Linked DNA regions of Mus musculus: regions 1, 2, 3, 5, 6 and 7 are each linked to region 4. The links are chromatin loops, found by intact Hi-C in ENCODE. Cell type or tissue: heart. All regions are shown on one strand. Region 1 has its middle 26 kb from the start of Gm31676. Region 2 has its middle 54 kb from the start of Gm4419. Region 3 has its middle 18 kb from the start of Gm31676. Region 4 holds the start of Ywhaq (tyrosine 3-monooxygenase/tryptophan 5-monooxygenase activation protein theta). Region 5 overlaps Gm31624 (a long non-coding RNA gene). Region 6 overlaps Iah1 (isoamyl acetate-hydrolyzing esterase 1 homolog). Region 7 holds the start of Itgb1bp1 (integrin beta 1 binding protein 1).

What was found. Hi-C counts contacts between places; a loop is a spot of excess contacts. Peaks named below come from ENCODE experiments on the same cell type or tissue, not always from the same donor. Only the 100,000 strongest peaks of a DNase experiment are listed, where the experiment ranks them.
Region 1: it touches region 4 in a loop (2.4-fold over the local background); 9 of 42 quality-filtered maps call a loop at or near these places.
Region 2: it touches region 4 in a loop (2.6-fold over the local background); 9 of 42 quality-filtered maps call a loop at or near these places.
Region 3: a loop joins it to region 4, with 1.9 times the contacts of the local background. A loop is called at or near these places in 10 of 42 quality-filtered maps.
Region 5: a loop joins it to region 4, with 3 times the contacts of the local background. A loop is called at or near these places in 2 of 42 quality-filtered maps.
Region 6: it touches region 4 in a loop (2.2-fold over the local background); 2 of 42 quality-filtered maps call a loop at or near these places.
Region 7: a loop joins it to region 4, with 11 times the contacts of the local background. A loop is called at or near these places in 4 of 42 quality-filtered maps.

Annotation. Positions count from the first base shown.
Region 1 is chr12:21,515,885-21,519,884 of GRCm38, forward strand. No RefSeq gene overlaps it. Among named protein-coding and RNA genes, the nearest start is that of Gm31676, 26 kb to the right of the region's middle. In heart, no CTCF peak of the experiment used is centred here; no DNase peak of the experiment used is centred here; H3K27ac peaks cover 822 bases.
Region 2 is chr12:21,470,375-21,474,374 of GRCm38, forward strand. No RefSeq gene overlaps it. Among named protein-coding and RNA genes, the nearest start is that of Gm4419, 54 kb to the left of the region's middle. In heart, a CTCF peak has its summit at 2,409; a DNase peak (open chromatin) is centred at 2,277.
Region 3 is chr12:21,523,417-21,527,416 of GRCm38, forward strand. No RefSeq gene overlaps it. Among named protein-coding and RNA genes, the nearest start is that of Gm31676, 18 kb to the right of the region's middle. In heart, CTCF peaks have their summits at 2,298 and 2,499; no DNase peak of the experiment used is centred here.
Region 4 is chr12:21,415,792-21,419,791 of GRCm38, forward strand. It overlaps Ywhaq (tyrosine 3-monooxygenase/tryptophan 5-monooxygenase activation protein theta), which reads right to left and starts at 1,645. Exons shown (of 5, transcript NM_011739.3): 1 at 1,007-1,645. The coding sequence starts at 1,300. Gm4419 (predicted gene 4419) reads left to right here and starts at 2,091. Exons shown (of 4, transcript NR_166748.1): 1 at 2,091-2,291; 2 at 2,425-2,499; 3 at 2,839-3,043. In heart, no CTCF peak of the experiment used is centred here; DNase peaks (open chromatin) are centred at 970, 1,840 and 3,220; H3K4me3 peaks cover 3,427 bases; H3K27ac peaks cover 3,081 bases.
Region 5 is chr12:21,612,181-21,616,180 of GRCm38, forward strand. The region is part of intron 1 of Gm31624 (a long non-coding RNA gene); the gene reads left to right. Among named protein-coding and RNA genes, the nearest start is that of Gm31624, 13 kb to the left of the region's middle. In heart, a CTCF peak has its summit at 1,789 (motif pointing left); no DNase peak of the experiment used is centred here.
Region 6 is chr12:21,316,558-21,320,557 of GRCm38, forward strand. Iah1 (isoamyl acetate-hydrolyzing esterase 1 homolog) reads left to right here. Exons shown (of 6, transcript NM_026347.3): 2 at 819-871; 3 at 1,341-1,489; 4 at 3,213-3,374. Among named protein-coding and RNA genes, the nearest start is that of Iah1, 2.2 kb to the left of the region's middle. In heart, a CTCF peak has its summit at 1,812 (motif pointing left); a DNase peak (open chromatin) is centred at 464; H3K4me3 peaks cover 856 bases; H3K27ac peaks cover 407 bases.
Region 7 is chr12:21,284,517-21,288,516 of GRCm38, forward strand. It overlaps Itgb1bp1 (integrin beta 1 binding protein 1), which reads right to left and starts at 1,768. Exons shown (of 7, transcript NM_008403.5): 1 at 1,590-1,768. It overlaps Cpsf3 (cleavage and polyadenylation specificity factor 3), which reads left to right and starts at 1,781. Exons shown (of 18, transcript NM_018813.3): 1 at 1,781-2,028. The coding sequence starts at 1,979. It overlaps Gm25821 (a small nucleolar RNA gene), which reads left to right and starts at 3,411; the gene lies at 3,411-3,543. In heart, CTCF peaks have their summits at 448 (motif pointing left) and 1,847; a DNase peak (open chromatin) is centred at 1,755; H3K4me3 peaks cover 2,350 bases; H3K27ac peaks cover 1,587 bases.

The DNA of each region.
Region 1 (4,000 bases), 100 kb after region 4:
AGACCGTGAGGGCAAGTTCACACTGGTCCTGGGTAGGACCATGCTTGCATCTAAAACCCTCCGGGATGGAGACAGTAGCCCCACCTGAAAACCCGCACACCTGGCATCAGGAATGTTCACCTTCTCTGGCTTAAATGCTCTCTGAAAATGAGGTCCTGTATCATCCTACCTGCACTCCTTCCTCAGTACTAAACAGGCGGGGATGGCTGCTGAGCGTGAGAACGGGCTTTGTTCATACAGGGACTTCAGCAGATGTACAGAGGAAGAATACAGAGAGTTTGGACAAAGGACTGAGGAACAACTCACCTCCACCGTATCTTAGGAGTGTCACCTTGTCTTTCTCTGCAACAGGAACACATTCATGGGGGAGAGCATGGCATAGGAGGGGAGCTCAGGCACATCTCCTGGGGCGTCCCCATCCTACCCTCTCTCAGCCCCATGACCACAGGGAAAGACCTGGGACTCTAGACCAGAACCCGCCATCGACCAAGGACAGATCAACACCGTGGTGTCCCTTAGATCTCTGTGTCCCCAAGTGCGGCCAAAGCAAAGCACCTCACTTGCTGCAACCCTCATGGGGTTGTTGAGCTGATCAATTGAGGGTCCTGTGGGAAATTTCTGGAAGATAGGAAAGTAGCTTTGGGTGAGGACACAGGCTGGTGACATCACAGGCTGGTGACACAGTCTTGAAGAAGCCATTCTGATGACAAACCCTGAGTTTGGAAGAGGGGACCAGTGGTTGCTTAAACTACATGGCACTTATGATTGGTGCCATCAGGGGCTCCCGAGTCTGTCTTCCAGGGCTGGCAGGGCTGGCTCTTCTTTTGGACCAGGAGCTGCTGGCCTTATGGGAGGACTCATTTTTCACAGTTAAAGGAGGTCCTGAATATAGAAACCTGGGAGAAGGACACTATTGTGGAAGGTGTTTAGGGACGTATGTTGCAGTCAGTGGCTCTGATAAGGACAAGGCAGACTCAAAAGGTCACAGCAAGAGTGAGGATCATCCCTGCATGACAGGAGAGCCAGAAGGAGAGCAAACACTGAGCCTCCCCTCAGTTCCCTGGAGAGGGCACAAGCCAGGCTGTTGAAGGAGCCAAAAACACTTGAGTGAGCACGGCATAGGTATGCAAATTTGTGGGCCTCAGAGCCATGGAGATTCAGCATGGAAGAGCCTAGAACTGCAGAATCATTCAGAGACATATTCCCAGTCAGTGCTCCTTAAATCAAGGCCAGTGTCACAGTAAGAGCATCACTGTGTGTGTGCCACACTAGAGCAGGCTGAAACATGAAACACACACCAGGCAGGGGTCCCCACTGGTTGGGAGCCCAGCTGTCCACATAGATTCATTCTGACTGTCTTCAACACATCATGGATGCTTCTATGGTTTGCAGCCACTAGCCAGGCCCTTACTGCTACAGTTCTGTTATACCCGATCTTCATCTCTGGACCATAGTCATGGCCACATCCACCAGGATGCAAGGGCCGAGCCTAGGTGGGAACTGTAAGGCTCACTGCCAGGGTGAAAATGGGGGTAGGATGTGTGTAACTCCTGCTTCTGTAAGGGGGACGAGGCAGGCATTGCAGACGAAGGGGCCAATATTAAGAAATAGGACTTTTGCCAGTACTGGAATCTGGCTTTATTTATTCTGGTGAGATCACACCTTAGTGCTGGCTCTCAAAGGAAGAAAGGGTTTCCAGGCAACATATCTGTTAAGAGACAGGTCTCAGTAACTCAAATGAGATCCCTGGCTTCTTGCTTCATACCATCTCTGGCCCTTTCTCCTGTTTGTCCTCTGAGCTCAGCCATAAGAAGAAGGATGTCACAGGGAGAGATGGCCTTCTCAGACTGCATCTTAAGTGTCACCAAAGAGTCAACCAAGTAAATGTAGTCACCCCAGATGGGAGGGAGTGACCAGTGAATAGGCCTGATGTTTAGTGTCTATGGTGGTTTGAATAGAATCGATCCCCATGGGGATTTTTGAATACTTAGTCACTAGACAGTGGCACTATTTGAAAGGATTAGAAGGATTAAGAGGTGTTGGCATGTTGGAGGAAGTATGTCACTGGGGTTGGCTTTGAGGTTTCAAAAACTCATGGCAAGCCAAGGATATCTCTCTAGGCCAGTGGATCAGGATGGCCAGTGGAAAGCTGGGTGTGGTGGCGCACTCCTTTAATCCCAGCACTTGGGAGGCAGAGGCAGGCAGATTTCTGAGTTCGAGGCCAGCCTGGGCTATACAGAGAAACCCTGTCTTGAAAAACCAAAAAAAAAAAAAAAAAAAAAAAAAAAGAAAAGAAGGATGGCCAGTGGATCAGGATATAAATTTTCAGCTATTGCTGGGGTGTCACATCTGCCTGTGTGCTCTGTGTGCTGTTATGCTTCACCCCCTCCCTCCCCCTCCCCCAATGATGATAATGGAGTAAACCTCTGAAGCTGTTAAATGCTTTCTTCTATAAGAGTTGCCTTGGTCATGGTGTCAATTCACAGCAATAGAACAATGAGTCAGAGGCAGAGTCAGAGGCAGAGTCAGAGGCAGAGTCAGAGGCAGAGGCAGAGGCAGAGGCAGAGGCAGAGGCAGAGGCAGAGGCAGAGGCAGAGGCAGAGGGGCAGAGGCAGAGGCAGGTGGATCTCTTTGTGGGTTGATTCCAGCCTGGTGAGCAAGTTCTACACAGAGAAACTTTGTCTCAAAAAAAAAAAAAAAAAAAAAAAAAAAAAAGAAAGAAAGGAAGAAAGAAAAGAAAAGAAAAGAAAAGAAAAGGAAAGGAAAGAAAAGGAAAAAGAAGCTTTTACCCTAGGTAACTTGGTGATTTTGTTGTTGTTTGTGGTTATTTTTGTTGTTTTAGCTTGGTCTTTATTTTGTTAGGACAGATTTTCTTTATATGTAGTCCTGGGTGTCCTGGAACTTAAGCTGTAGACCAGGCTTGCCTTGAACTCACAGCGATCTCTCTGCCTCTGCCTCCTGAGGGTTAGGAATTAAAGACGTGTGCCACCACCACCTTGTCTGTTTTAATCGGCTTATTGAGGATGGATACCTGACCCTGATTTGGAGCACTGGTTGTGACCCTCAAGTTCAATAACACTGTCTCAAAAACAAACAAACAATTTTAAAAAATGTTTTTAAACAGCAGACTCCTCCTCGTGCAGCCCTCACGGAATATAAAAAGAGAAGTGTACAGGAGAACATGGAAATCCTGTTTCAGGACACATTTCCTTTGGGATTTAAATAAGCAGTATGTAGAGGAAGGGAACCAGCCCTGTATGCTAGACCTCAAAGCCAAAGCTGCCTTGCTTTCTACACAGGCACATGCATTTTTGGCAATAAAGGATGTGATAGGCCCCGGGGAGGCAGTGTTCCTGTTGACAGCTGTTTCCATGGTAATGACAGGCCTGGCTACAAATAGGTAGAAAAGGCTGATGTGACTAACCTTGGAACTCACCGGGAAGCTGATTATGTTCCCTCAGACTTGCAGCCTAGAGGGAGAAGCTTTATTCTCCTGACACAATTGACCTTCAAAGCTGCTCTGTTGGACTAGAGACTTAAGGTCTGGCTCTCCTGGCTGCGCTGACTTTATCTTGGTCCTTCTCAGGGATATCGAAAGAGGTTTCCCAGATGCAATTGAAAGGGTTCATGGGAATCATGGGAAAGCCTTCCAGGGCATCATATCATGTCGTTCAGAGGGCTACTTGAGTATTCAGTTTACTTTGAGCCTTTTTTCCCCCCAAAGGTGTTTGCGTGTGTGGGACTTTCATTTGGTGGGGTGCTTGCCTGGCATGCATGAAGCCATGTGTTCCATCCCTAGTACTGCATAAATGCAGCTGAGTGTGGGGCACAGTACTTGTTAGGTGAGATCAGGAGGGTCAGATACTCAAGGTCATTTCTTCTGCATGTAGAGACTGAGGACAGCTTGGGCTGAGTCAGCAGACAGAAGGCATGAAAGTGTGGTGATCTGAGTTTGATCCCCAGAGCCCATGTAAAGGTGGAAGGAGAGAGCTAGCTCCAC
Region 2 (4,000 bases), 55 kb after region 4:
AGGCAGAGAAGAAGCTGAGAGTTCTACATCTGGATCTGCAGGCAGCAAGAAGAGAACTGAGACACACTTCCTCCAACAAAGCCACACCTACTCCAGCAAGGCCACGCCTTCTAATTGTGCTACTTCCTGTGAGTCTATGGGGCCATTTTCTTTCAAGCCAGCATAATTGCTGAGCTGGGATGTCCCTCAGTTGATAAAATGTTTGCCTAGTGTGTTCAATCCTTTTTTTTTTTTTTGGTTTTCTTGAGACAGGGTTTCTCTGTATAGCCCTGGCTGTCCTGGAGCTCACTTTGTACACCAGGCTGGCCTCGAACTCAGAAATCGGCCTGCCTCTGCCTCCCAAGTGCTGGGATTAAAGGCGTGTGCTACCACGCCCGGCTTAAAAAACATTTTAATCTTTCATTGAATATACTATAAGAGAGCAGCAGCTGGCCAGTAGCTAATGGGCCACACCCGTAGCTTTCTTTACACTAACCTTTCAACTGACTTATAGTAGTTATATTTTCTTGTGGTCATGGCATTACAAGTCCATTTGTGCATATACAATGATCCAATCAGGGTGTGTCTTAGGGTATTACTGTTGTGGAGAGACTCCATGATCAAAGCAACTCTTTTTTTTTTTTTTTTTTTTTTGGTTTTTCGAGACAGGGTTTCTCTGTGTAGCTCTGACTGTCCTGGAACTCTGGAACTCACTTTGTAGACCAGGCTGGCCTCGAACTCAGAAATCCGCCTGCCTCTGCCTCCCGAGTGCTGGGATTAAAGGCGTGCACCACCACGCCCGGCCCAAAGCAACTCTTGTAAGGACAACATTTAATTAGGGCTGGTTTACAGGTTCTGAGGTTCAGTCCATTATCATCAAGGTGGGAGCATGGCAGCATCCAGGCAGGTATGGTGCAGGAGGAGCTGAGAGTTCTACATCTTCATCTGAAGGCTGCTAGCAGAATACTCACTTCCAGGCAGGTAGGACTAGGGTATTAAACCCAAGCTCACAGTGACACACCTACTCCAACAATGTCACACCTACTCTAACAGGGCCACACCTTCTAATTGTGCCACTCCCTGAGCCGAACATATACAAACCATCACAGGGTATCTTAGGGTTTCATTGTTGTGAACGGACACCATAACCAAGGCAACCCTTATAAAGGCAAATATTTAATTGGGGCTGGCTTATATATTCAGAGGTTCAATCAATCCATTATCACGGCAGGAAGCATGGCAGTGTGCAGGCAGATATGGTGCTGGAGGAGCTGAGAGTTCTACTTCTTCATCCACAGGTAGCTGAAGGGGACTATCTTTTGCAGGCAGCTAGGAGGAGACTCACCATACTGGGCAGAGCCTGAGCATAGGAGGAGACCTCAAAGTCCACTTTTATAATGATAGACTTCCTCCAACAAGGCCACATCTCCTAATAGTGCCACTCCCCATGGCACAAGCATGACCACAAGCATTCAAGCACATGAGTCTATGGGGGCCAAACCTATTCAAACCACCACACAGGGTAATCAGCATTTCATCTCATGAATGTTGCTGCTGGATTGGAGCCTTCTTACCCCCCCCCCCCCACTCACACTCACACAGTGATTTTTCAGATGTGTAATTAAATTAAATTAAATTAGCGAGCCCAGAGCTTCCTAAGGCCTGTAGCTATGTCTTTCATGTTTCCCTGGCTTCTGTGGGGAAAGATGTGATCAGCGCCCCAGGGACTTGTAGGAATTTCATCTCTATCTCTAATTTACAGGAAATAAGCCTTCTCTTAGCTTCAGCTTCCCCGTTTGTATAATGCAGGGATTAGGTACGAAATGGCCAAGGTTGCGTCGAACGCTAACATTTGTTGATTTGGTGTATCCAAAGGAGACCTGATCCCCAGAAAAAAAGTGAGAGATGGGCAGGGAGAGGAAAGAAGGGAGTGAGGAAATGAGGGAAGGGGAAAGAAAGGAGGGGGAGGGAGGAAGGGAAGGGGAGAAAATGGAAAGGGAAGGGGAGGGAGGGGATGGGAGAAAGGAAGGGAGAGGGAGGGGAGAGAGGAAGGGAAGGGAAGAAAAGGGAATGGGGGAGGGAGGGGAGAGAGGGGAAGGAGGAGGGGAGGGAAGAAAAGGGGAGGGGAGAGGAGGGAAGAGAGGGGAGCAGCCCTTGTGTTTGCCCAGAACAGAAGCCAGGAGGCATGAAGGCTTTGGTTCCACCTATTTCTGGCTCATGAGTTCATCCTGAGGTCTATGCCAGCCCCCTGTGGTTTTTCATCTTTCCACTCCAGTCAACATGACAAAATGACTAAAAATACAGCACACCCCACAGTCTGGCCACCCGGCCAACACCCTCCCTTAAATCGACTCATTTTCTTAGGTGTGAGGTGGAAGAGAGCCAGGGGCAGGCTGTATTTGGAAGTTTTGACTCTCTGGCACTCCTCGAGGCTGAAGTCTGAACTCCAGTCTCCTCATATTGTGAGGATTATATGAAATAAGTGTAGATGAGAAACTGACCACAGACTGAGGGCTGGGTCCGTATCAGTTTCTACTTCCCTGGCCCTTTCCTTCACTTGTGCCCTTCTGGGAGTTTCTGTCACTAAGAAAGCTTATCCCTAGGTTGTGTGCTAAGTGAGGGATGAAGGCTACCCTCATCAGTTTTAATTGTCAGCCTGGCACTGACTAGAGTCATCCTCCACTGAGGAATCAATTGACTTGATCAGATTATCCAGGGGTCATGTCTATGGGAGACTCTCTTGATTGTTAATTGATGAATAAGGCTGGGCCCACTGTGGGCAGCACTACCCTCTTCCCCGGGTGGTCCTGGGCTGTGAAAGAAGGCTAGCTAAGCCTGAGCCAGCGAGTGGGCCAGCACACATTGCATATACATGGCTTACCCTTCAAGTTCTACTTCAAGTTTCTGCTCTGACTTCCTTCAATGCTGAACAGTGACTTGGAAGATGAAATCTTCCCTAAGTTGCTTTTGGTCAGTGAGCCTGGCCTTTAGCAATAGCTCGGGAAGATTTATCCCCAAAGTCCCATCATGCCCTCAGCATCTTAATTTTGAGCGTTGTCGCTAGTGCAGCTTCAGAGATTTCTTCAGATGTCCCAAGGTCCTCCCAAGAGGAGTCAGACTCCATCAGGCATCCTTCTGGAAGCAGTATGACTCTGCAGGTGTTTTCTGAGCCATGATTCCTGGGCAGGAGTCCAGTCCTCTTTCCCATGCCTCCTCTTGCTTCATTTATGGCCTAAACGAAGGGCTACTTCCAGGTGGGGTCCCCTATTTTCTGCATCACCTGACTCCATGAAGTGGGGTGATCCTCTTTATTTTATTTTATTTTTTTAAATCAAAAATCAAACACCTTTTCTTGGGGTTTCCCCAAAGGCAGTGTTGCTGTGAGTTTCTGGGGTCTTTATAGGTCTGGACGTATCCTTGCTTTAACCTCACCCTGAACAGGAGAGAGGTTTGGACAGAGCTCACCACCCCTCCCATTTAGAAGCTCTGGTTCTCCTATACCCCAGCTCTGACGAGCTTCCATTGAAGATGCTCCTCACAGTAGCCCTAGTAGCTTTAGAAGCGTCTATGTCTGGAAACTTGGAGAATGTTTGTCAGATGTTCTGAGATGGCCCAGAGTCCTGAGTCCTGATGTGGGTCTGAGCGGTCTAACAGAAGAGCATACATGGTTTCATGTTTCTGTCTCCTCTCAGAGGGTGATAGGGATAGTTGTCTTGGCACTCACCATTCATGAATGTGCTTAATCCTGTCCTCTGGTAAGAAAGGATGCCCTGAACTGTGGCTGCACATGTCAACCCTAGGAGCCACTTTTTACCTTCCTGACGCTAATATGGCTGAGAAAGAGCCTGCTAATGACAAGTGGAGGGGACATAAGGAGCCTTCCACCACTCCAGATATGTTGAATGAACTTATTTTCATTGTGTGTGTGTGGGGGGGGGGGGGAGAGGGGATTGGGGGAGGAAGAGAAGAAAGAAAGAGAGGTGGAGATCAGAGGACAACTTTTGGGAGTCAGTTCTCCCCT
Region 3 (4,000 bases), 110 kb after region 4:
TTAACATGCTTGGAAGATGAGCACAAGGACCTGCTTCTGATGCCCACTACCCACATAAAGAGCCAGGCACAGTGGCACACATTTGTAACCCCAGTGCAGACGTTAGAGACAGAAGTACTCCTGGCATTCACTAACCAGCCAACCTCGCCAGACTGTCAAGTGCCAGATCCTATGAGAGACCCTGACTCAGAAGTCAAGGTGAACAGCTCCTGAAGGATGATACTTGAAGCTGACCTGTGGCCTCCAAATGCTTGTGCACACACGTGTACCTGAGAGTGTGCACACAGACATGCATGCACACACATGTACATGGAAGAGCCAAAAACATCATTGATGGAAATTAAGTGAATACATAAACTAATAAAAAGACATCTTGCTGGGCAGTGGTGGTACACACCTTTAATACCAGCACTTGGGAGGCAGAGGCAGGCAGATTTCTGAGTTCGAGGCCAGCCTGATCTACAGAGTGAGTTCCAGGACAGCCAGGGATACTCAGAGAAACCCTGTCTCGGAAAAAAAAAAAAAAAAAAAAAAAGACAACTTCTGTTCATGGATTGGATGATCTAGTACCATGAGGAGTTTAGCCATGTTTTAAAACCATATTTATTTTATTTATTTAAGTACATAGTAGCTGTTTTCAGCCATACCAGAAGAGGGCATTGGATCCCATTACAGATGGTTGTAAGCCACCATGTGGTTGCAGGGAATTGAACTCAGGACCTCTGGAAGAACAGTCAGTACTCTTGACCGCTGAGACATCATCTCTTCAGTCCCAGTTTTATCCATTTTTTTAAAAAAGTTCACTCTCTTTTTTTCTTTTCAAGACAGGAGTTCTTTGTGTAACACTGGCTATCCTGGAACTTGCACTGTAGACCAGGCTAGCCTCAAACTCACAGATATCTGCCTGCCTCTGACTTCCCAGGACTGGCATTAAAGGCATGTGCCACCATTGCACAGCTAAAAAATACTCTTATTTATTATTATTTTTAATGACCATGAGTGTTTTGCTTACATGTATGTCTATGCCACGCAGAAGATTGCAAGCTTGTACTACCACTCTGGAAATGAGTCTGGCGGTTCCTCAGAAAATTAGACATAGTACTATCTGAGGATTCAGCTATACCACTGCTAGGCCTATTCCCAATAGATGCTCCAATGTGTAACAAGGACACATGCTCCACTATGTTCATAGCAGCCTTATTTATTTATAATAGCCAGAAGCTGGAAAGAACCCAGATGTCTTTCATCAGAGGAATGGATACAGAGCATGTGGTAAATTTACACAATGGAATAATACTGAGCTAGTAAAAACAATGGCTTGCATGGAGGTCAGAAGATGGGGTGTTGGATCTCCTAGAACTGGACTTGCAGGAGATTGTGAGCCACCACGTGGGTACTGATACTAGGTCCTCTGTGAGCCACCATGTGGGTACTGATACTAGGTCCTCTGCAAGAATTACACATGCTCTTAACTATTGAGTCATCTGTAGCCCCAGGGCTTTAATGTCATCAATACACTCAAATTGTGACAGGGTCTCACTGCTGAGGCCTTCCCACAAGTAGAGGACTGCATTCTCCCAGGATCTCACCCCCTCTTCATTCCCAGGTCTTCCATAGACTTTTCCAAGGGTCTGTCTTCCTGACTTAGGGGCAGCATATATGGAGAATGAGCCAGTATAGCTTGTATACATGCCTGATGTGCAAAGTGTAGGAGGTGTGTGTGCGTGCTGCATGTATGTATTATGTATTACATACGTATGTATGCATACATGCATATGTCCTCCTGGTATCTAACAATGTAGAGATGGGAAGAGACAGGGAACACATAGGAGCTGGCCACCCCCCACATTGCTATGGTACAGTGAAGAACATTCAGGGATCCAAATTCTAAACCCTAACCAGGTTCTCCAATCCCCTTTGAAGATATATTTGTCAAGGAAAAAGATTGGAGCATATTTATTTCATAGTTTGAGTTTGATGTATCACTTTCAAATATTCAGACACACAGCATGTCAGCCTTGGACTATATGCTTGCCCCAAACCCTGAGATTGTCTCAGGAAGGTTAACTATATTCTCACAAACTTCCTTCTTCCAAGGACACCCCATATGTCTACCTTCCTCAAATTCGGCTGAGATTCCCAATTTCCTTGGACAGATATAGGCCCTATAGTGCCTTCTTAACTCCATTACCCAGCAGGAACCAAGGGCTCCTCGGAGGCTCTGAGCTTCCGAGACTTGCTCCTGTCTCCCTTCAATGTACCGCTATGAGGATGGAACTGGGCTTACACCCAAGGGTACCCAGTAAAGTACTGGGACCGATGGAGACGCACTTCCAGATATGGCCACTAGGGGGCAGGAACACACAGCTACTCTGCAGAAGAAAGTGGGGCTTTGTGGTGACTTGAGCATCTAGTTCCAGTACATGTGTGGGCCAGGAGGAGAAGAGAAAGGAGTAGAGGACTCTGGTAGCTTCTGCGGGCCCCAGAGTACTTCTTTCTTCTTGCCTTTCTATGCCTTTCCTGTCTTCCTTCCCTTCCTGCTGTTTAGAGGCTGAGATCTAGGTTCAATCTTGACTTTGATGGTCTAGGATACCTTTTCTCTCTAACCTTAGATTACCCATCTGCAAAGTGGGAAGAATAATATATCCAATTTAGTGCACATTCCCTTTGCCTTTTCCTTGGGGTGGGGGGTTGGGACATTTTATATAGGACAACCCGTTCAGGCTGTCAGGAGCTCCAGGCTATATCCTGGGCAAAACTAGTCCCTCCCTCTACCCCAGTGTGAGCTGGCTCATCAGGCCTCCGTTCCTGGTAGAGGATGCCATGAGATTCTGTTCAGTGGTGCTGGGCAGGCTGGCTGAACTAGTCAGACTGGAGTGACTTCTACCCCAGGCTGGGAACTTTAGCAATGTTGGAATGTATTCCGAACCTCAGCCGGTCCTGCTGCATGTCAGAAGAGATAAGCAGGTGTACAGGAAGGATGGATAGGTGGATAGGCGGAAGTGGAGGGGGAGGGAGGAAGGAACAAGGGGAGGATGGATGGATGGGAGGGAGGGAGGGAGGGATAGATTAGTTCATGCATTACTTCAGAGTACTTGTAGCAAAGAGATTTCCATGCACGGTTCTAGCAGAACCCTAAGGACTTCTTAAGAGAACCAAGGTCTAGGCAGTCAATGGAGGGGTGTCCCATTTTGAGGCTCCCTGTCTCTTAGAGTCAGCACAGATAGTAGCCATAGGGGTTTTGGTCTACATTTTCAGATTCTTCCAGACTGCGGGGCTTGGTTCATGTTTGCATTTCTCTCTTTATTCAGCAAATACTCCCTAGGCCCTTCTCGCTAGGGGTCCCATCGACCGAGGGAATGACTCAGGAAAGACTGAGCAGGGTGCTCTGAGGAAATGGTTTTAAGCGTGAAGCCATGTCCACAGGGGCTCCCAGCCAGAGAAGTCACTGTCTCAAATCAGAGCCAGAGACCCAGGGTAAAGTAAAGACACATTTGCATAGAGCTAAGTCCAGACCTGGGATCCTAAGTTCCTGTTATCCCCCATTGCAAAGCTTCCAGGGAAAGGGTTTCTGGGAGAGCCCGGAAGTGGGGAATGTGTCATAAGCGTGGGTGCTCTCTCCCCAGCTGGCCTTGCCTTCTCTCCTGGCACTGGGTCACACCTGCAGGGCCTCACCCACTACTGACCTAGATTTCCTTGCCACTCTGTCAACAGTTCCAGGGTGGAGCAAAGCATCTTCAGGGGCCCAAACAGAGTCATGACCAGCATCACAGAAACCTAACCCCACCTTCCCCCCAATAGGGTGGAGCTCATGCCTGCATTTGTCAGGGTTGGAGTGATTCTTCCTGCAGGCTTCTTGGACCTGGCTGTAGCTCTGACCTCTCCAGCTAGGCCATGCTCTGGTTGACAAGGGCCTCCCAGTGGGTGGAACCTACTGGCATTTAGGGACAGGGACCACTAAGCGCCAAGAGCAAAGGTACTGTGTAATTGAGGTCATTGC
Region 4 (4,000 bases):
TGTTCTAGGTTCCATTGATTCGATGTGATAAAGAAATGAAGGCTAGAAGGGAAAGCCCCTTTTTCCCTTCTCTTATGAAACCCTGCATAAAAGACACCTAAAAAGATCCAGGGCAAGCCTATCAGCTACCAGCTGCCTCATATAAAGGTGGCATGTGAAGAGCAAACCCAGCAGCTACTTCATCATCAGTCTATAACTACCTATCAATGTGAACAGGAGTCACAGTTTGCAGCATTAATATCTGACACTCTATGGCATGCTATTTAAATTTTAGAAACTTGCTTTATTGAATAAGAGATCTGGGCAATGAATGACTCAAGATTTAAAAGTGCCCCCTCTAATAAGGGTGAATCATAGCAGTTAACATCCCGGTTGGGACTGGATAGTGCAAAACCTGGAAAGCCTTCCTTGCCCATCCACACCAGAAATGCTTTCATTTCCATACACCGGACTAAAGTGAGGCAACAAATAGAAAACAAACAAACAAACACTATTAAATAGTGAAATTTGACCAGGGCATGGTATTCTTCAAATTATCTGTATCCTTTTCATCCAGTGAACTCATCCACCCACCCACCCCCACACCTCTTTAGCAAGGAAAGGCTCAACATATTCTTACATGAAAAATAAAACATGTCTAGATTTTTCACTCCTAAATCTTGGGGGGCTGGGGAAATTCTAGCATCTCTATGGTAAAAGTCCCCATGCCTTCTACGACATGAAAGAACTTACAGATCTCAGGACCACTCTCCTGGCACAAGGTTAAATAGGTCTTTTTCAGTCTTGTGCAAGCCTACGCGGCTACTCCCCCCAAGTTTTTGTACCCCAGAGCTTGGGAAAAAAAGAGTTACCCACCCCCGAGAAAGCTCTGAAACAGGTAAGAAGGAAGCCTGGGGCTCAAATCACAAACTCTCTATCCCACAGGTTTCTCCCCATCGGGAACACCACACAAAAGGGGTGTCGCTCCCGCCGCCCTACTCCCTCACTAATGCCGGCGCCAACTCACCAGGACCGTGGTGCAGATGGACCTCAGCTCCGACTCCACTTTCTCCCGATAGTCCTTGATCAGCTGCAACTTCTTGTCAGAGGTGTCGGTCTTCTGCTCAATGCTCGAGATGACCCTCCAGGCGGACCTGCGGCCCCCTACCACGTTTTTGTAGGCCACCGACAGCAGGTTGCGCTCCTCGTTGGACAGCTCGGCGCCCTGCTCCGTCACGGCTTTCATGCAGGTGGCCATGTCGTCGTAGCGCTCGGCCTGCTCGGCCAGCTTGGCCTTCTGGATCAGCTCGGTCTTCTCCATGGCGAGCGAGGGCGAGCGCCGAGCCGGATCCGGAGTCCTCCTGAGAGCCGCGAGGGGCGGGGCGGGGCGGCGCCGGCGAGGACAAAAAGGAGCGAGGAGAGAGCGCGTCAGACAATGCAGCCGGACGCCCGCTTTGTCTCAGCGCACGAGGCGGCGCGTCCTCCGGCCTCTCACGGGGCCGCCGCCTTCCGCCCGCGCCCTCCGGCCCGCCCGCCGCGCCTCCCCAAGGCCGGAGCGCGGGCCCCACCCGGCCCAAGATGGAAGCGGCCGTTGGTGCCGCACCTTCCCGTCCCAGCCCGAACCTCAGGCGCGCGGTAGCCTAGCAGATATGAGGACCGTGCTCCGCCAACCCGGCCTCGGTACCTCGCGGCGGCTGTTGCAGCCGCAGTCCCAGAGCTGTGTCCGCACTCACCTTCTAGTCTCCGCAGCCGCGACGCGAGTCCCACCACTTTGATCTGCTTTGGGCTTTAGCCGAGGACCCTCCCGTCTCAGCCTAGCACGGAGCCGACGAGCTCGCCACCGACCAATAGAACGCTGCACCTCCCCAAGGAGTCCCGCCTCTAGCTTCTCCTCTGTCCAATGAGGGGCGAGCGCGCGGAAGGGGGCCCAGGGGGCGGGGCGGGAAGCGAAGCGGAGGCTCCGAGGGTGGGTCGGCTCGGGTAGGTTCGGTTGGCCCGCAGGCTGCGGCTTCGGCCACGGGGTTTCCTCCAATTAGATCCAGGGTGAATGGACGTCACTGTTGCCATGGCGATGCTTTTCCAACTCCCCTCATCCTCCCCGCCAGCCCGGCACTCCTGGGTGCGGCACGGGACCGGAGGTGCTTTCGACCTCCGAGGCTGCGACCGCGTGTCCTGTAGCAGCAACCACTGCAGATGGGGCGTTGCAGCTCTCGAGCTGCTGCGGCTGCAGCTGGACTTGGCAGGGGTGAGATAATTAGCCCTTTTGATGCACAAGCGCCTTCCTTTCTTCTACCTTCCTGTTCTTGACAAAGGTTTGTATCCCCAAGACATTAAAATGCAACCCTTACAATTTTCCTGTTTCGGCTACAAATTAGAAATATCCTGATCCCCATTAAAAAAGGATTCGTTCCCAGAGAAAGTGGCTTAATTCAAGTTTTCACACAGGCACCCGAAAGCCAGCAATTCCCTTATGGAAAGGTAGATTCAGGAGATCTGGGCAGGACTGCGTGGCAGCGTCAGGTAAGCATTTCTTTAAAACGGGGAAATGACATTAAGCACGATTTGAACAAACACAGCTGTGACTACCCGATCCCCGGAAGCATATTTCTTAAACATTTCTTTACTACTTTTCCACATTAATGTCTAAGTACACCCTGCCCCGAACACACACACCTTTGTACTCTGTAAAGCATGTATGCATGCTTTTGTTTTTTGTGTGTGATGGGTTTTTTTTCTCCTGATATATTTGTGAAGATCTCATGTTTTTCTCTGCACAATAAACACCCTTCTGAAATGAGAGCATTTGCCCCAGATGCCATGTATTCAGGGTCACAGCTAACATTTTTCTCCTTTAAATAGGCTCCCTTATTTCCTAGCCCTCAATCCAATTCCTAGTGAGGTGGCTGTCCTACCGGACTCAAAGAATGAAACTGCCACCTGGGCTCTGAAGAGATGCCAGTTCCAGTAGTTCCTCAAGGGTTCAAAGAACTTCAGTGACTGCCACAGGCAAAGTGGATTCAAATGCTAAACGGAACCAAGCAGACCGAAGACTGCAGAAAGGAAGGTCTGACACTGAGCACAGATGGGGGGGGGGGGGGGAAGAGACGAAGCTTCCAGAAATTCAGATCTCCTCCCAGCTGCCCCTCCCTACCCAACTTGTAAAGGTTGCTTTGTGCTTTGACCAGGAGAGGCCTGGTTGGAAAGTGACTCTACTCTGTCTTAATACAGAAACGCCTTACTATGCTCCAGTGCAGCGGCGGACGGCCCGGTGTTATTTCTGGAATCCCCAAGGCCAGGCTGCAAGACACACGAGCGTTTATGTTCCTGTGGGTTGGGGTGGAGCTGGACACACAGAAATCCCAACGGATAAAATGCCTTCTGTATAAGCAGTGGATTTCAAGATTCCCTAAATTAGAGCAGCAAACCCAGCCCATAGAGAGGAGACGCCCATGGAGGTGATGAGAGAGGAGACATATGAAGGGAAATTGTCAAAAAGGTTGTTTCTGAGTGAGGCCTACCCAAAAGAGGCACGTGCCAAATATTTACCACAAACAAGCTCATATGATCATGTGAAATCAAAAACTGACACATTATGAAATTGTAATATCTGAGGGACTCCATAGAATCTGCTTGTGTCTGAAAAAAAAATTCTTGGTACTTCAAGTCCCAGAACACAGAAAAGCTGACATTTAGAGTGGCTTTATTTGTTATTATTTTATTTATTTATTTATTTATTTATTTTAAAAGATTTATTTATTTATTATATGTAAGTACACTGTAGCTGTCTTCAGACACTCCAGAAGAGGGAGTCAGATCTCGTTACGGATGGTTGTGAGCCACCATGTGGTTGCTGGGATTTGAACTCCTGACCTTCGGAAGAGCAGTCGGGTGCTCTTACCCGCTGAGCCATCTCACCAGCCCTATTTTATTTATTTATTGAGGGTCACACTGCATTTAAATCCTGCAAGGATTAACTCATTCAATATACTTGATGCCACTAAAAGGGAAATGTTGTAAACAC
Region 5 (4,000 bases), 200 kb after region 4:
GAGGTCTGTCTCTCAGATGCTGGGATTACAGGTAACTGCCATACCTGCCCAGCTATTACATGATTCTAGTGATCTGCATTCCGGTCTTCATGCCTACACAGCGCATGTTTCATGCACTAAGGCATTGTCTCCCCACAGCCTTGTTTTAAAAAATTAAATAAAAGTTTTGATGTTTGAGTAATGACAGACCCAAGGGAAGCTGCAGCTGGGTCCATGCATCTGTCCTTCAGGTTCAGCCCCTTGTCCTGTCCTGCACAGCTACAGTGACATTGAAGTCAGGGATAGGGACACTGCTACCATCCACACAGCTTTGTCATATCATGTTTGTGTGCACGTGCAGACATGTGCATGCTGTGGGCATGGTATCTGATACAGTTTCAGGGCATGTGTAGATCTGTGTTGTCACTGTCACTGATGGCTCTTCCTATGGTTAGAAAATTGCAGAGAAGATTCTGTGGGGAGGTGACCGTAGGGACTCCTAATAATGAACCTTCCTGGCCCATCCTCATCCCTGAATCATTCCTTCCTGCCCCATCCTCGGCTCTGCACCCTTCCTTCCTGCCCCATACTTGGCTCTGCACCCTTCCTTCCTGCCCCATCCTCCTCTCTGTACCCTTTGTCTAGGTGGCTTTCTGCTCAGGCTCACTTCTGAGTACCCTCCCCCTGTGGTCCATCCTGAGGTAAATAACCAGCTTAGAAATCACAATGGACTAGTTTCTAGGCTGCATTTACCAGAAAAGGCTACATGTCTAGAAGGCTTTGCAGGGCCTTGTGCTAATTTTAGCTTAAATCAAAGAAAATACACTTTCTTTTTTTTTTTTTAAACAAGGCAACGGATATTTAATTTGCTCATCAGAAACATAGGAAATATATCAAGTGATATTTCAGAGAAATGCATTAATTACAATAACAGCCTTCATCCTAAATATTTATACATATTCCCAAAGATTTAGGCTGCTCTAAAATTCAGTTACATGTCCTCTTTCTGCAGTAGGAAGTCGTACAGAAAAGCATAATTAGTCAATTAGGTACAAAGTAAAACTTATTCTTACTGTTCTGATATGCATCAGTTATCAACTTTCTACCATCTAAGGCTCAGAGAACTAGGTGTCTAAAGATAGAAGGAGGGTCACCGGCCCTTGCATATGAGGCTTATTTTAGTTTATGATGCCTTACTTTAAAGCCACAAGTCCATGTATGTGTGGGCTACATTAATTGGCATAGAAGGTGACTAATAATAATAACAAATACAAATCAAAAATAGTAAGAGAATTTGAAGAGAGGAGTGGGATAGAGGGGCATTACTATTGAATCTGCAAAAAATTGTCATGGATTTGTATGCTCAAATGAATTATACAAATGTATATGTTTGGAGTTTTAAGAGAATCAAAAATATTTTCTTGTTGATTACATTTAACAGCTGCAGCTGAAGCTGGAGTGACTCTGAATTTCGTGTCATGAGCTTAAAGCATAGCTCCGTGCACAAGTGACCCCATTGGGGGTGCTTCTGTTTTTTGGCTAAATTCTACACTTTGAGGGTTCTTTCATTACTGAGACAGATTCTGAGAAACCTAGCAAGTAAACTCCCACAAAAGCAAGGGGGAGGGAAACACCGTATCTTCTTGATATCAATTTTCTGCTCCACATATTTTCAGTCACTCACTAGAATATGAATTCTTCCATCCAGGAACTCTAATGTTGGAGGTCTGTAAACAGAAGCCCCAGACTCACCCAGGGGAAAAATAGTCAGTCCTTCAGGCTGCAGAAGCAGCAATTGAGTAGTGCACCACTGCCATCTAGGGGTCACGTTCAGTGTTGCACCATGGGGTGGCTCTTGAATATCTTGGAATCTGGGTTTGTTAGACTGTTCCTGGGCCTTTCAATAGGAACAATTCAGTCAACTTCAATGGCTCCCAGAAAAAAGAGGTCTAGTGTAGAGAAGTTGGGAGTCAAGGGGACCCTGAGATGAAGCTGACAAGACTTCCCACACCCTTTGGAAGGGGACAGAGCCAAGCAGTGGTGACAGTATCAAGGGGCTCTGGGTCAGGCAGCACAGGGTTTGAGTCCTGAGTCTGTCCCTTGTCAGGTACTGGAGCTAGAACAAGCTACTTAGGCCTCTTCATTCATTCTATGAGACAGGGCGTTCCTGGGGAGCCAAAGGTGGCCCCAAATTTGAGATTCTTCTGCCTTAGCTCCTCTAGTACTGGGATTGGAAGGGTGACCCATCATGACTGGACCACTTAAACTTTTGGAGACTGGTGTTTTTAATACATAGTGGGAAACAGTACTAATGATCTGACCCTAATTAGGCCAGCATGGCCATTAAAAATTATGTGAACCACGAGGAACATAATAGAGCCACCAAATGGAAGGTATATATAGTTCTTACTGACCAGTAGCTAGTAAGACTAAGAAGGAGGTATGGGGGACAGGGAAGGCTACACAAATGAGACAGAGAGACAAGGTTTCACAGGGTCAGTAGGCGTTTTCCATTCAAAGGGGGAAGGGCAGTCCAGATGCGGGAACCGTGTGTACAAAGGCATTTTAGTAAGAATTGTCCCACTGTGCTGAGTGCATTTCATTGAGTTTGGCATGGTCTAAGCTTAAAGTGGATGAGGTGTAGCTGGAGAGAAGCTCAATGGTTAGAGCACGTACCACTTTTGCTGGGATCAGAATTTGGTTCCCAGCATCCATGTACCAGGGCTTACAACTGCCAGTAACTCCAGCTTCAGGAGATCCAATATCTTGCTCTGGGCCTCCACAGGCACCTGCATGCATATATGCAAATGCATGTAGTCTTTCTCTCTCACACACAGGCCCACAATTGAAATAATAAAATAAATCTTAAAAATCCACTGAGTGAAATAGAACAGGTGAGTTTGGCTAGAACCTCCAGGAGGGCTCAGGAGTCCATCTTGCTTCCAACCTTCCTCCAACCTCTCACCTCCCCACCTTGACATTCCCTCTCTGGGCTTCCTGCTACCACTGTCTCCAACACTGTCTGGCTACAAGGTTTGGTATAGAGCAAGGTGTGGATTGGAGTTAGCTTCACCCACATCCACAGAAATGCAAAAGCCACATTCTGCAAGGCTCACCAAGACTTTGTCCCTTTTGGGTGGTGTTTCCTTCACATGCTTAAATGGCCCTGGCTTCCTGACAGGAAGTTCATCTTTAGATTTGAAAATGGACTGTGGGATTGTAATCTTAGGGGTGTGTTGGTAGTGTCCCTAAGGCTATGAAATCTGATTAGCACCTTCACTTCCAACAAGACATCCTGTGGGTGTTTTGGGGTCCCATGGAGAAGGCTAGCTTAGGGTTTGGCCACAAGACAACTTCTTCCTTGAATACGTTCTTCTTTTTCTTTTTAAAGGTTTATCTAAATTTATTTCACATGCATTGTTGATTTGCTTGTATGTATGTCTGTGTGAGGGTGCCAGATCACCTGGAACAGGAGTTAAAGACAGTTGTGAGCTGATATGTGGGTGCTAGGGAATTGAACTCAAGTTCTGTAAGTGCCACCAGGGCTCTTAACCACCAAGTCTTAATTAGTACTTTCTATGACAATTGTCACGTTTTGTTTTTGTGTCGGGGTCTCACTATGGAAACCTGGCTGGCCACAAACTCAGTATGTAGCTAGGAATGGCCTTGGACTCCTGATGCGATTTTCAGGTCCCCAGACTTCTGGGGTTGTAAACACAGATGGAGGCCAGAGGACAACTTATGGGAGTCGGTTCTTCCCTTTCACCTTGTGGGTCTGGGAGATCAGACTTGGTTTCTGCTCTTCGATTTTTGATTTGAGGTCTCACTATGGAGTCCAGGTTGTCCTAGAACTCATGACTTTCCTGCCTCAGCCACCTCATTTCTGTGCTCTTACTTCTGCCCCTCACTGTACTCTCACATCTTGTGTGTCTTTGGGTTCTCCATTTGAGAAGACTCCCAAGGCTGGAGAGATGGCTCAGTTATTAAGAGCACTGACTGCTCTACCAAAGGTCCCGAGTTC
Region 6 (4,000 bases), 99 kb before region 4:
TCCAGGCGCGGTTCTCCCCCACCCCACCGTGCTCCGCGAGCCGGTACGGATCCCGAGCTGCCCGACTCCCCCGGACTCTGGATGGCCCGGTGCGCGTCGGGGTGCACGGGAGCTTAAAGGGTCCGCCTTCGCTTGGTTGCAACCTCCTGCGGGTTCTTCACCGAAGCTACTTTGAACTTTGAACCGACTAGTTCACTCCTCTCTTCCTCAAGCGGCTTAGGTCCAGTACCAAGTGGTTTTTGAAAACAATGCTTTCAACAGCATGAAAAAGTAACCCTATCTGAAAACATATAGTTCCCGATTGAGGAAATTCTTCAAGATGCCTTCCTTCAGGGAGATTAAAAAACAAAACAAAACAAAAAAAGACGCTTCTCCACAATTTACTCGTACGCGGGCTTGGCTTTCCCTAGTAATTGGCAACATTGTTTTTAGATATTGGGCATTAAGTTTTTGTGAGTGGGCGAGATGGCGCAATACTGCTGGAGGATTGCCATGACTGTCAGGGAAATCAATAGAGCATAGGCTTCCTTAGTTTTCAGCTGTGGAGAAATGGGATAACATTATGTCAGCTGACTCAACATAGTTGAGCTTTCTGCTGTTCAGATAACGAATGTCTCTAATGTTAGGTCACAGTAAAACCCTCTCATGTCCAGAGAGTTTCCAAGTGAAGCCACAGTAATTCTCAAAATACCTTCCCAAGCAAGGAAGGCAAGAAAGAAGCCTGGGAGTGTCTAAACGGAGTCTGCATCTAACAGGCCTGGCCCACCACCATGCCATAGTGTATAGCTGTGTGGGTAGTAACAGACTTCTTTCTTCAGTTTTCTTTCCAGCAGGGTGGATGGGGCTCGTTGCTGGCTGACAGACTAGTCAGGTAAGAACAGTTCCTAGATTGTACTTGGCTACTTTCTGGTGGGAAGCATAGTCAGAGTGAATGGTGGAGGCTTTTATCTGCTAGCTTTCCCCTCCTGGATACATGTTAAAGGAAAGGAATTCAGGTTCAACAAAATCGAGTTTCTACCACATGGGAACCAGCAGCACTTGTATTGGCTGCTCTGCCTTCCTGGAACCTTTCAAACCAGCCTGTTAGTGGGTTCCTAACGTTCTGTACCCGTTTGGTTAACGTCTATCGGAAAGTCCATTTTAGATGTACCTTGAGTCACCACTAAAATGTATAGAATTAGACCCTTGTATGGAATTCATATCTCATTGAGGGACATGAGGAGTCTGGGCAGGGTGAGCGTTCCCATAAGGTTCACAGAACACGGGTTAATTATGGACAGCTCCCAGGACTAGGTTATGCTCTTAGCTCATAACCCATCTTTTTAACCAATTTCTTTCAGAAAGTGTGATGTTCTGAATCGTGGATTTTCAGGTTATAACACCAGATGGGCCAAGATTATCCTCCCAAGACTTATCAGGAAAGGGCCTGGGATGGAAAACCCAGTGGCCGTTACAATCTTCTTTGGTGCCAATGACTCTTCACTCAAAGGTAAGGACATCCCTAGATCACCTTTGGTTTGCCTGGACTCAAACAAATACATGTTTATATTACTCTCCCACCAGACTGCTTCTGTATCTCCCAGTAGAAAGCTTTCCCGGGAACTGAGTGTTCCTGGGGCTCGCTCGCCTGTGTGGGTTTCTTTGGGCTTTGATGTGGTCAGATTTGGCTCAGGTACTCTAGGGCTCATTTCCCATATGACCGCCTCCTTGAACTCACCTGAAAGTACTTTTCATTGTCTGTTCCTGCCCTCTAAGTCCTCAGCTGATACAGTTGGCAGCAGAAGGCTTGCTTCTGGGGCATGCGCCCCCTGGTGACAGAGGAGTGTCCTCTTTGTTAGGTTTTTGGTTTTTTGGGGAGGACTAGGCTCATGTACCCTCTAGTGACAAAGAAGGGTCCTTTTTTGTTAGTTTTTTTGTTTGTTTGATTTTTTGAGACATGATCTCCTGTAGCCCAGGCTGGCCTCAAACTCACTAAGTAGCTAAGGCTAGTTGATCTTTCTGCCTCTACCTCTCAAGTGATGGGAGATCACGTGATTATGGAGAAAGACTGGCCAGGATGGTTCATGGGTAACTTTGCTTTTTACTCTCTGTGTTTCGCACGGAGTCTGCGGAGAGCCTAGTGCTTGTGTGCCAGCCTGACTGGCAGCAAGCCTGATGAGCGACTTTACACACTTGACTGGTTTTCACGGCTAGTTTAAGAGGCAGACCTGCCATTACCTCAGCTCCCAGTGAGCACACTGTGAGCTTCAGAGGGTTAAAGCCAGTGTCAGTGAAGGTAGGGCAGTCTTACATCATAGCCTACACATCAGCCTTACGGATGATGGGGAACCTAGAGAAAAGACCTGGACACTGAAAATCTCCTAGCCAGCCTCCGAGGCCTGAGCTGTGAGCCATGCAAGTAAATGGGTTGAAGAGGAAGGAGTCTTTTCTTTGTGTCTCGGAACTCAACAGTTCCTCTGTGACACTGAAAATTTGCAAAAATATATTCCTGCCTGGGTGTGGTGGCACATACTTGTGGTCTTAGCCTGGGGAGGCTGAGACAGAAGAATCACTGCATGGTCTGGGCCAGCCTGTCTTCAAAACACAAAGGCCGGGCTGGAGAGATGGCCCAAAGGGTAAGAGCACAGACCGCTCTTCTGAAGGTCCTGAGTTCAAATTTCAGCAACCACATGGTGGCTCACAACCATCCGTGATGAGACCTGACTCCCTCTTCTGGTGTGTCTGAAGACAGCTACAATGTACTATGTATAATAAATAAAGAAATCTTTGGGCAGAGAGAACAGGGAAGGGGTGAGAGGGAGGGGAAGAGGAAGGGAGAGAGAGAGAGAGAGAGAGAGAGAGAGAACACAGAGGCCTAGGAATATCATAGGGCTATCACACAGTGGGTCGAGTGCTTGCCTGTCCAGTTCACTTCCCTTCCCAGTCTGACATAAAACTAAGGCTAAGTGTGGGTGTGTAGGCTTTTAATCCCAGCACTTGGGAGGCCAGGGCAAGGGCAAGAAGATCTCTGAGTTCTAGGCCAGCCTGGTCTACATAGCAAGTTCCAAGCTCTCTGGACTATAGTAAGACCCTGTCTTGGCTATATAGTGAATTTAGAACCTGCCTGGGCTATGAGCGACTGTCTCAAAAAGGAAAAAAATAAACAAAAGTATACTCATCATGTTTGCCATTGTTTCTATAAACCATGAGACTGAGCTGCATGTCTTGAACAGATGAGAACCCCAAGCAGCACGTCCCCTTGGATGAGTACAGCGCAAACCTGAGGGACATGGTGCAGTACCTGAGGTCTGTGGACGTCCCCAGGGAGCGGGTCATCCTTATCACGCCACCCCCGCTCTGCGAAGCCGCCTGGGAGAAGGAGTGCGTCCTGAAGGGTGAGGAGCAGGCCTCAGCCTGTCAGAGCTGAGGGTGGGCATCGATCACAGCTGAGGTGTGGGCGCTGAGGGCCTCCACTCGATGGAGGGACCTGTCCCATTTTCAGTCAAGTGAGAATCGAGTCTTTCTCTAGAGCAGTGCTTCTCAACCTTCCTAATGCTGCAACGCTTTCACACAATGTTGTGCTGACCTCCAACCATAAAAGTATTTCATTGCTACTTCAGAGCTGCAATTTTGCTACTCTTATGAATCGCAGTGTGAACATTTTTGGAGAAGAAGTTTGCCAAAGGGGCTGTTTGAGTGGGGTTGCCCACCGGTTGAGAACTGCTAGACTATTTTTGGCATAAATGGGGGGGGGGTGTCCTGGTTGTATGTAAGTCAGGAGGGCATTGATGACCCAGAACCCACTGTCTGTAGTTGCCAGATGCCAAGATACACACAGCCCACCGGCAGCCACACAGGTGCTCACACCAAGTCCCCATCTGCAGCATTCTCCCCTGGCACAGGGAAGGCACCTGCAGCATAGAGCTCTGCAGATGGCCGCCCCTTCAGCTGCCAGGAGCCCCTCCTGTCTTGTCTCCTTTGGCAGTTGGCAAAGTGTGATGGTAAAATCCCTCCACTTTGT
Region 7 (4,000 bases), 130 kb before region 4:
CATTCTTTCAGCGTGAATGTGATGATCCTCAATCTATAGAAAACGCCCAAGTTCACAGTCTGACACACTTAAAGAATCCACACACCCACTATAGAGGCTTTGTGGGTAAAAGCCCTTACTTTTAAAAAAAGAAAAGGTGTGTGTAGGAGTAGATTGCCCCTGGAGCTGGTGTTGAGCCACAAGCACCAAAACTTGGATCCTCAATAAGACAGGTAGATGCTCTTATCCACTGAGTCAGCTCTCTGAATGAATGATCTTGTCCTACAGAACTCCTTGTGGCTCTAAGGTCTGCCTCCACATTTTAGCCACAAAAAGAAGGAGGAGGGGGGCTGGAGAGGTGGCTCAGCGGGTAAGAGCACTGACTGCTCTTCCCGAAGGTCCTGAGTTCAATTCCCAGCAACCACATGGTGGCTCACAACCACCCGTGATGAGGTCTGGCGCCCTCTTCTGGTGCATCTGAAGACAGCTACGGTGTACTTACATATAATAATAAATAAATCTTTAAAAAAAAAAAAGAAGGAGGAGGAGGAGGAGGAGGAGGAAAAGAAGATAACAATGATTTCTTTCAAACACAGATCAGAGCTCAGTATTATTAGGCCGTTGTTCACCGGTGTCCTACTAAGATTTGACTACTAAGATTTGACTAAGGAAGGTCAAATCCCTCCAGCAAGAACCCACCCAGGGCTCTCCAACCACTCTCTCTCAAGCTTGTCTTCAACAATGAGCTACACATCTCTCAGGAACGCAAAGCCACTTTGGTTCTGAGCGGTTCTAAGCTCCTGTATGTTCTTATACTATCTAACTTTCCCTCCCACAGAACTCTCATTTTGTAAGTTCCTTGGCAACTACTTGCCTCGCACAACTTATTTCGGGCCTTTTAAAGAAAGCCTTCCTTGGACTTTCAGGTTGGACTAAAAGACATCAGATCACAGCATTAAAATGTCATCTTCTTCTTTAAACTCCCACTCCCTCAACTAACTAGTGCAAGGCGAGGCTGAATTGGTTCTCAGTAGATAGACAGTATAGCGGAAGAGGACTCGTTACAGGGTTCTGACAATTGCCCTAGGAGGTGATATCCAATAACGTCGCCAAGATGCTCCAGAAACCGCTAGCCCTCACTCTGGCCCATCTGGAGCAGCCGGTCCCTAGGGTCATCGGAGCCTTCCGAGCAGTGAGAACGCCCAGCTGCATTCACGTGAGTCAACCAAGCCAGAGATTCAATAACTTGTCCCACATCACAAAGTTTACTTGGGGACCCCGACAAGATCAGGCTTCCAAAGCTCTGCACACATGCCTCGCACAAGTGAGGATGTAGACAGCTAACTCCAACCCCACCTGGGTGCAGCAACAAGCAGAGGGAGGCCTCAGGGTCTTGCGGAGCCTGGTCCCCGGGGAGGCAGGCGGTAGACCTGTCACGGGAACGCGGGTCCCTCCCTGACCGGGCGCCGAGCTCCTCTTCCTTTCCCCGGTTTGCACTCTGTCGGTGCCTCAGCCTCGGGACGTGGAGGGAATGGGAGGACGGCGGGCTGCGGGGTACTCCCCACACACCCGCACCCTCTGGCCCGGCTGAGGCGAGGCCCGGTTCTCACCTCGCCTCCTCGGCTCGTTCCCCGGTCGCCCCGGTCTCGCGGGGTGTGGGATGGTCCAGCGGCGGCGGCCGGTAGGTTATTCCAGTTCGTATTCCAGCTCCGGCTTTGCCAGTTTTCCTGCCCTGGTCCGCTGGGCCACGCCCCTATCATGCGCAGGCGCAGTCTTTAGGCCGCGCCTCCAGTTCCTTAACCGCACCTCCGGGAACCTAAAGAACCTCGTTCTCGAACCGGAAGTTGGAGGGCCGAATCTAGCTCCGGGAACGCTAGAGCGCCGGAAGTTGTGTGTTGGTGGTGGGGGTTTTTTCTTCTTTGGTTTGCAGTAGCTGTGCTTTGAATTTAGAGACTGCGGCGACGAGTTCGTGGTCCACGCTGCTCCTGAGACTGCCAGGATGTCTGCGATTCCTGCAGAGGAGAGCGACCAGCTGCTGATCCGACCCCTGTAAGGGATGCGCTAGAGAGGGAGCGAGCCCCCCTCCCCGTATGTGTGAGAGCCTGGAGGGACCCCCGCGGAGGCAGCTGCGGGTCCAGCCTCTCAGGTTCAAGGGATTTGGAGAACATTGATCGATGGGCTATCTAGGTTGAATGTCATTTTTCCTTCAGTCTCGGGGAGGGTATTTTGGGGAAAAAAAATCCAGGTCATTGGGTGTTTTCATAAAGAAAGGGTTGCCAATTAACACAAGTCTGGATCTCGTACATCAGAGCAAGCCTTGAGGGAACCGACAGATAGAGGACACTGCAAGGAAGAACTGCATCTGCCTCCTTTCCAGGACCCTACACGTGCTCAGATGGGCGGGGAAATTAAAGACGTGGTGTATGTACTTTGAGAGCTCAGACCTTAGCAGAAGGTAGGAGGAAATTGGAGAGGGGAAAGCTGAGGCGTTTCCGCGAGAAATTAAGAGCTAAATCACCATAAAAGATTGGTTTTAGTGGAAATGGCGTTCTGGAATATTTTGTAGAGAATTGCCTCACACATTTAAAGGTGCAGAACGTACTGGATGAGCGGTGAGACTCATCCAATACACGTGGTTGTTGTTCAGCATGAGACACTATTTGGCACCACATGAATGTGTACATTTTCAAAGGCCGGAAACTATCTCCTTTACCCACTCATAAAGTAAGATTTACTGAGCACTTACCAATGAATGTACCCAAGTGATGCTGTCATCTCCCTATATACACTAAGCAAATATCAAACAAAATCACCAGGCATGGGCTGAGTTCATTGATTTCACGCCTTTGGTGAAATTGTAAAGTGGGGAGTGCTGGAATGAGTTTGTGAAAATAGACAGCTACGTTGGTGTCAGACCTGAAACCCAGTCTTCCTGTTTAATACGGAAGTAGCCTCAATGAACCCACTTCCTCATGTGGAAAAAAGCACTCACTGTGAGGAGTGCTTGCTCTTGGGCAGTGCAGTGATACCAGTGACCGTGCTCAGTGCTCATTTTGACATCTGTTTCAGGAGTATAGGTCAGCACTGTGCTGAGTCTCAAAACAGTTGGAAACTCTTCTGACAGATCTCACGCATTCTGGAAATGTGATTGACATTCGAGCTAAGGCTTAAAGAGTTGGAAAAAATTAAAGACAGTATTGGAACCATAATGTTCCAGGCGCACACAAAAGGTTCTGATTTATGGCCAGTTTTACTTTGGTTGCAGGTAACAGATTAGCAGACGGATTGGGGCAGGCTATCTCTACCTTATGAAGGACCTTGTATACATACTAAAGAGCTTGACTGTTTATCACACCAGTTATAGTAAGCCGACAAAAGATTTAAAGCAACTGTGTAATACAGTGGGAATTAGATTAAAGTTGTGGCTACTTTCCCTTTTGAAAGCATTCATTCAGTGGCCTTTTGCTCGTGAGCCACTGAGCTGTCCTGAAGGGGCAGAGTGAAAACATCACTTTTGGGGGAAGTGGTGACATGTTGTTTGCTTCAATCAGTGTTGTGACAAGAAAAACAAAGAACAACTCCAGTGTGGTAGACGAATATGGACGAAGTGAGGAGAATCTGGTAGGATGTAATCACAGTCCAGTCCTGAGTGATGAGAGCTGGTAGCCAGTGAAAGGGGTGGGGGGGAGTAGAAAGGAGTGGATTTGAGGAGTTCAGGAGTAAAGTCTTGACAAGTGGTCAGATGTCATCTGAAGGGACGGTGGCAGGACACAGGCAGAGAGTACACGTCAGGTCTCTTGGTTCTGTACAGGAGGTGCAGCAAGGGAGAAAGTTTGATCTTGTTGTTTGGTGGGAGTTGTAAATATGTAACTTACCATACCTTATAAAGCTGTGCACTTCGATATGCGCTTGTTTGCTTTGGAGTATGTATGTGTCTGTAGGTTTTCTGTTAACATAGAATCTCGCTAGGTAGCACACACTGGCCTGGAACAAACCCATGACAATTCTCTTGCCTCAGTCT